2 separate regions of the Homo sapiens genome follow, and region 1 is linked to region 2. A link is a contact called in ENCODE Hi-C data. All regions are on one chromosome and are shown on one strand. Each heading gives the region's core, a stretch centred on a gene start or an enhancer-like site at or near the end of the contact. The rest is flanking DNA. Distances are from core to core; before and after follow the strand shown. Region 1 holds the start of MED27 (mediator complex subunit 27). Region 2 holds the start of TTF1 (transcription termination factor 1).

Region 1 (3,394 bases), core at 492-2,991, 330 kb before region 2:
TGTGTCAAACAAACACACTTCAGTCTAGCAGGAAAACCCTAGAGAAGCTTGGGAAAGCGAGCCAACAAGAGCACATTCCAGGAGTACGTTCTGAGGGGCCAGTCCCAAACTGCCAACAAAAGACTCTCTAGGAACAGCTTCTTATGCCACATTCATTTTGGAATCATCAGCCACCTTCTTCTTGGCACTACTGTACAAAGATTTAAGAAGGCAAAAGGATAATGTCAGCACTCTTAAAGTTTCTATTTAAAATGGTGAAGGGTTATAATATCCTGAACATTACAAAGGGAAGTAACTCGGAGAGAAAATGGAAAGAAAACAGAAGATAGGGAAGAATAGCCAGTGCATCCCCTGAAGCAGAGAAAGTATTAACTGGTGCTCGGCGCGGTGCCAGAGAACAGCAAGCGGATGTGGGCGTTGAGGAGGGCTGTGTGATTTACGGCAACTACTTAGGGGGAAAACAAAAAGGCACCCATCATTTGGCCACCTCCTCCTCCTCCTCCTCCATCCTACCTCCTCTTTCCATCTGGTTACTAAGGAGACCAAGTTGAAAAAACAAAAATCCAACCAGTCCAGAAATCAAAGGATGACTAGCTCACCAAATGCTTTCCCCTACTCAGGTCAGTTCTGAGAAGTAAAAGGCAAAAATCCTGAAATTCTAACCTTCCTGGGAAGGACTGACTCTCTTATAAAACAGAAGGCAAGTTCAGGACCTAAGCAATCAAGAAGTGCCTACTATGTGCCAGGCCCTTTACAAACATCCTCTCATTTAATTCTTACAACACTTAAAAAGTGTAAGTGAAGAAGGTACTTTGTAAGGAAGAGGAGGAAAAGTGGAATCCTTAACCCTAAAAGACTACAAATTAAGAAGCAGGGGCGTTAAGCATAAGTAATTAAACTGGTTAAGAGATTAGAGAGTAGGTCTCTACTGCGGAAGGAACTCCCACAGGAGTGGGAGTGAGGAAACTGATCAGGTGGTTTGGGAGCGGTTAGGGGAAAAGGTGAAGACAGCTCAAGGCCTGGCCGGTCCGTCGTGGTTGCGGGTGGGTGGTGGTGGAACTGATGAAGTCCAAGTTCAGGGCCGGGGAATTGGGGCTAATCAGATCGGGTGCACTTGGGTTTGGAGCCGACTGACCAGGTCCTGTCTGTACTATTACTACATTCGGATCAGACGTGATGGGGCACAGAGGGCCTACAGGTGAGAAACCTGCCAAGCTCAGAGAAGTGGAAGTTCATGGGAAAAGCATGCCTCCTTGTTAGGAATGGAACCGCCACAGAAGAGGTCGAGGATGGCGGAAGACAAACAGGACCAGGAGGCCAGGAGAAGCAAGACGAGAAAGCGGGGATGGTGTTAAGATGTCCCTGAGGGACAGGCAGAGGCTTGGAGAACAAGAAGAGAAAGAACAGGGATCAAGGGAAACGGAGAACAGCCCCTGCCTGGGAAGACTCGAGCGACGTAGGGGCAGGGTCGGAGCGGGGCCGGTCCCCGACCCCGGCCCCTTCAGCCGGTACCTACTTGAGGTCCCGGTTGACCGAATGTAAGTTGTCCTGGAAGTGCGCAATAAAGGCCTTCTCCCGGCCCTCCAGCGTCTCCTTGTTCCGCATCCCATCCTTCAGGCAGTCGAACACCCTGCTCACGCTGGAGCGCAGCGCCTGGATGGCACTAATGGCCTGGGAAAAGGCCTCCAGGTTCACACTGACATTTATCACGTCCGCCATGTTGCCGCCGCCACAGCAGCTCTCCAAAGCCGGCTTCGCAAGCAAAAAAGCCGCGCTCGCTGATGACGTATCTCCGAAGACCTCTGGGAAATGCAGTTCGCGCGGGGCTACCCAGAAAGCACTTTCGAAAAAGGGTTTCCCCTTGAGCTAAACTAATGCATGGGCAGGAAAGTGATTTTTCTCAACTTGGGGAAGTCAGGTTGCACTCCCGGTTTGCTTAATGGTGACAAAGAAATACAGAAAGTTCCCGCATTTCCCCAAACTTGCACTCTGGGGAATCATAGGGAAAAGAATTGCTCAGAGCAATAGTGTAAAAAGGAAAGGAACATAGCCCATTCAATAAAATGAGTCCATATTCATAAATAAAGCGGGGAGAAGGAAAGTTTCTTCTTTCCAATAGAATGCCAGCTCATAAATGCAGAAAGAGTGATGGAATTAGAAAATTGCCATTTGACAGCCATTAGAATAATTGATTCAGATAGAAATCGATGGATGCTAAAACTAGTGGGTGAAAGTGTCAGAAAAATAACAGGCTTTTTAGGTAATCTCAAAGTATCGTCCCCCAAGATGCTTATTAATTAAGAAGAGGAAAATAATGATCCAGAGATTCCACTTCTGGGCATATACCCAAAAGAAGCGAAAGCAGGGACTCAATACCTGTACACATGTTCATAACAGCATTATTCACCAAATAGCCAAAAGGCAGGGGAAACCCAAGTGTCCATAAACTGATGAATAAACAAAGTGTGATACTGGCATACAATGAAAAATTCTTCAGGCTTAAGCAAGAAAATTCTGACATATGCTACCTGGAGGAAACTTGAAGACATTATGCTAAGTGAAATAAGCCAGTCACAAAAAAACAAAATTCTGTGTGACTCCACTTATATGAGGTGTTTAGGGTAGTCAAAATGTTAGAGACAGAAAGTAGAATGGTGGCTGGTTTACAGTGAACACACACCTCTGAAAATAACATACATAGCATAGAGGTTGTGGAAGAAAGAGAAGGTTTGGGATTTAAATAAAACCAACAAAATGTTGGCCAAATCTGGCTTTATGGAAAAATTCAATGTCTCTTTGTCCTGTTGGCTATAGACAGGTTTCTGAAAATTTATTATCTTTTTACTAAAGGGAACCTGCCCAAGTCCTCATGTTCTTTCCTTAGAGGAGCTGGGGTTGCATAGCTTGGAGCAGAGAAGAGGAGAGCAGGAGGCAGATCATGATTGTGACCTTCAACTCACCTTCATGTCAACCCAAGACAAGAGTCCTCCTTGGTTAACTAGTGGCAATAACAATAACCAGTTGTAGGAAGGCTGTAGAGAGGAAGATTTCAGCATAATATTGCAAAGGGCCATATTTAAGTCTGTACTTAAAGAGTACAGACTTGGAAAAGTTTTACAGCTGGATGGTGGTGATGGCCATACAACAATGTGATTGTACTTAATGCCACAGAACTGGACACTTAGAAACAGTGAAAATGGTTGATTTTATATTATGTATATTTTACCAAAAAATTTTAAACAATTCATTAATGTAAACATAAGGGGGGATGGATAGTGACTTAATAGTGACTTCACAGTGGAGAAACATGGCAGACACCAGCTTAACCAAAAGGCCAAGGTCAACATCACCAGTGACGGGACATGTTGTGCACCTCCTGATACAATGCACTGGA
Region 2 (3,627 bases), core at 463-2,962:
CCAACCGCCTCGGCCTCCCAAAGTGCTGGGATTACAGGCGTGAGCCACCCACTGGCTGATTTCTTTTCTTTTCTTTTTTTCTTTTTCTTTTTTTGGAGACAGAATCTCGTTCTGTCACCCAGGCTGGAGTGCAGTGGCACGATCTCGGCTCACTGCAACCTCCGCCTCCCGGGTTCAAGCGATTCTCCTGCCTCAGCCTCCGGAGTAGTAGCTGGGATTACAGGCGCAAGCCACCAAGCCTGGCTAATCTTTGTATTTTTAGTAGAGACGGGGTTTCGCCATGTTGGCCAGGCTGGTCTTGAACTCCTGACCTCAGGTGACCCACCTGCCTCGGCCTCTCAAAGCGCTGGGATTACAGGCGTAAGCCACAGCGCCCGGCCTTGATTTCTTTAAATAACATTTCCCCTTCCATCAGTTCCTTTCCTTCTTTTTTGTAAATACTTCCTAGGCTGCTCTCTGGTCTCTGGAGCCCAGTACAACCTTCTAAATATATAGTCTCTCCCTGCTAAAAACTTTTTAGGGTTCCCCTGTTATTCTTAAGATAAAGTCAAAATCCTCACAGACCTGCAAGAGTCTTCATTTCTTCATAATCTAGCCTAGAGATGGACAGAGGTAAGTCCATGCCCACCTCTCTACCTCTCACTTCTCTCTAGGTTTCAGAAACCCTGCTGTTTTCAGTTCCTAGAATACACTACCTTCCTTTTCGTCTCAGGAACTTTGCAAAAACAGCCCATTCCATCAGGAAAGCTCTTCCTCCGCATTACCTTTCTGCCCTTTAACTGGTCCAAGTATGAAAGCCACTTTCTCAAGAGGACCTCTCTAACTCCTTAGCCGGTCTCATCTTTCTGGTTAACAGTGTTTCCCAACAACCAGCTGCTCCCCATTGCACTTTTGGCAGTTATAATATGATCGGCTTCTTGAGGGCTGGAATCCTGGCCATCTTGCTCCCAAATGGCTCCCCAGTCAGTGCTCGATACATATTGAGAACGGATATGCATTTATCCCCCCTTACTCAGAACATACACTTCCCGCTCTGCAGGTACGTGCCCAAACCTGGTCCCGGATTCTCTCACCGCCTTTGGGGTGCGAGAGAGACCCCGCTCTGCTCCCGGGTGGGCGCTCCAGGGCTGAGACTGGAGGAACTAACCAGATGTGAATTCTGCATCTTCTCACTCCCAAAGACCCAAGCCGCGGCCGGGCGCGGTGGCTCACGCTTGTCATCCCAGCACTTTGAGAGGCCGAGGCGGGTGGATCACCTGAAGTCAGGAGTTCGAGACCAGCCTGGCCAACATGGTGAAACCCTGTCTCTACTAAAAATACAAAAATTAGCTAGGCTTGGTGGCGGGCGCCTATAATCCCAGCTACTCGGGAGGCTGAGGCAGGAGAATCGCTTGAACCCAGGAAGCGGAGGTTGCAGTGAGCCGAGATCGCGCCACCGCACTCCAGCCTGGGCGACAAGAGCAAAACTCCATCTTTAAAAAAAAAAAAAAAAAACACCCAAGCCTCAGTTTCCCCGAGATAAGGCCTGGGGCAAAGACCGCGGCCTGGAGACCTCAGGCCAAAAGGCGGGTCTCCCAGAAGACGGGGAAACCCACCACCCCACGCTGAGTTTTTACGCGCGCATTTTGAAAAACAGAAACAACAAAGGCGCTTTCAACTTACCCTCCGAAAGCGCCGCCACCTTTCTCCCAACCCGGAAGTGCTGCTGTTGAGGAAGCGGAAGTAGTAGTGCGTCGCCTTCCGGCCCCCTCGGCGTCACGCTGCCATGGTAACACGGCTGCCGCTAGGCCTTGGAGGCGCGCACATTTGCCTACCCATTTTCCTTCTGGGTCCTTTAGACGTCAGGTGGGGTAGAGAGTGCTCCTGAAACGAAGAAAGTAGGACAGAATCCCCCTCCATTGACGTACTAATGCATGCGTGCATTCCATTTATTCCAGTTTTTGGTGAACTCCAGGAACAACTTGGGAAGACAGATGACAAATCAACTAAGATAATTTCAGATTATCTTGTAAGGAAAATAAAACAGGGTGACGTGATGGAGAGTGACTAGGGGACGGTGGGTGCTACTTTAGATGTAAGAGAGGGCTCACTGAGGAGGTGACATTTGAACTGAGTTCTAAATGGAAAGGGCAGGCAAAAAATCTAGGCAGAAGAGTGTTCCAGGCTGGAAGTGAGTGCAAAAGTCCTGAACTTGGTTGCTGGAGGACCTGGGACAAGGCCAGAGCAGCTGGAGCACAGAGTGAATCCACACAGTGAACCCACAGGGTGACAGACAGGTCGCACACGCCCAGCCTAAGTGAATGCATGTGAATGCAGGGGAGGGGGTGGGAGAGGAAGTCAGAGGTCTGCAGGGGCTATCTGGTGCAGAGGCTGATGGATGTTAAGCTTGGATGAAGTCTCAGAAGTTTAGAGTTAGCAGGAGCTTTGGAGATCTATCCCAGTCTTCCCATTTCAACAGAGTCCTGAAGAGACTTAGCCAAAAGGGCAGCTTTAACCTGGCCATCAATTCGAGGCCATTATATTTACCAACCAAACGTTTAACCTTTTTGGATAGTGAACATATACGATATAGGCAACAAGTTTTCTCACTTAATCCTTGTAATGAGGTATTATTAGCCCCACCTTGTGGATGAGAAACCTGGGTTTACAGTAACTTGTCCAAGGTGACTTAAATGGGCCAGCCAGAAATCAGACCTATGCTCTTTCTACTACTCCACTATCTTGCCCCTCACTGTTCCACCTGACTTCTATGTGATCTGCCAAGTGGCTTTGATTAAAAAATGCACAAACTATGCTTCCGTGAAAGTCTGGAAGGGAAGCAGGTTGGAGAAACGATGAGCCTATGTATGTACTCATGTTGCCATGCAAGGGCTGCTCTGGGATGTGGACGTGCAGTTGGAGCTCCGTCTGGAGAAGTCTGTAAATGTGGTGTTGTCCACTGTTGATATGGAAGGCCTTGAAGTCCAGGTCCGTCATTGGTGTCACGTGTTCTGTGGTGACCCCACTTACCCAGAGCCTTGTGGTGCTAGTGATGCATGAATGAACCCACAAAAGGCTGGCACTAGAGGAGAGATTAGATATCATCCAGTATCGATTCAGGAAAACTCCAATAGTGGTTTCCAATCCTCCTCCAACTGCACCAATCACCTGGGAAGCTTTTTTTTTTTTTTTTCAAATGCAGAGTCTCAACTTTGCAATGGATTTTATATTAAACACTATTGTATCACATTAAAATCTTCGGACATGATAATGACATTGTAGTTACACATGGGAATGTCCTTGCTACATGATGACGTACTTAGGGTTAAATATGGTGTTGACAGATATTTTTCAGGTGATTCTGTAATGTGTGTATGTGCATGCTCACAGAGAGAGAGCAAGAAAATGTGACCAGTGCTGGGGACGGGTGAATCTGTTAGTCCAAACTGCACCATTTTGTAAGCCCCCTGCCATTTTGCAGACCTTGCTTAAAGTGAAACATTCCACGGGGGTTCAGGCAGTGAGAAACAGCCTGCCTCTTATCATATTCTGCTGGGAGAAAGTGACAGGAACATCACGTTCCACCAGAACAAGGGCCAAACTGCCTCATCATGGGAATACCTTATCAACATCTTCCCGGGCAGCAGG

The links. Hi-C counts contacts between places; a loop is a spot of excess contacts on that map. Pooled maps may share reads with other maps.
Region 1: a map of B cell shows a loop between it and region 2 (11-fold over the local background). The contact joins the promoter of MED27 here to the promoter of TTF1 in region 2. A Hi-C loop is called at or near these places in 3 of 168 maps with a recorded cell type or tissue (B cell, CD4-positive, alpha-beta T cell and naive thymus-derived CD4-positive, alpha-beta T cell), 3 of 37 single-sample maps with no recorded cell type and 9 of 50 pooled maps.

The regions. Positions count from the first base shown.
Region 1 is chr9:132,078,126-132,081,519 of GRCh38, forward strand. MED27 (mediator complex subunit 27) reads right to left here and starts at 1,742. Exons shown (of 8, transcript NM_004269.4): 1 at 1,517-1,742. The coding sequence starts at 1,719. RefSeq lists an enhancer at 1,639-1,918.
Region 2 is chr9:132,405,128-132,408,754 of GRCh38, forward strand. TTF1 (transcription termination factor 1) reads right to left here and starts at 1,713. Exons shown (of 11, transcript NM_007344.4): 1 at 1,663-1,713.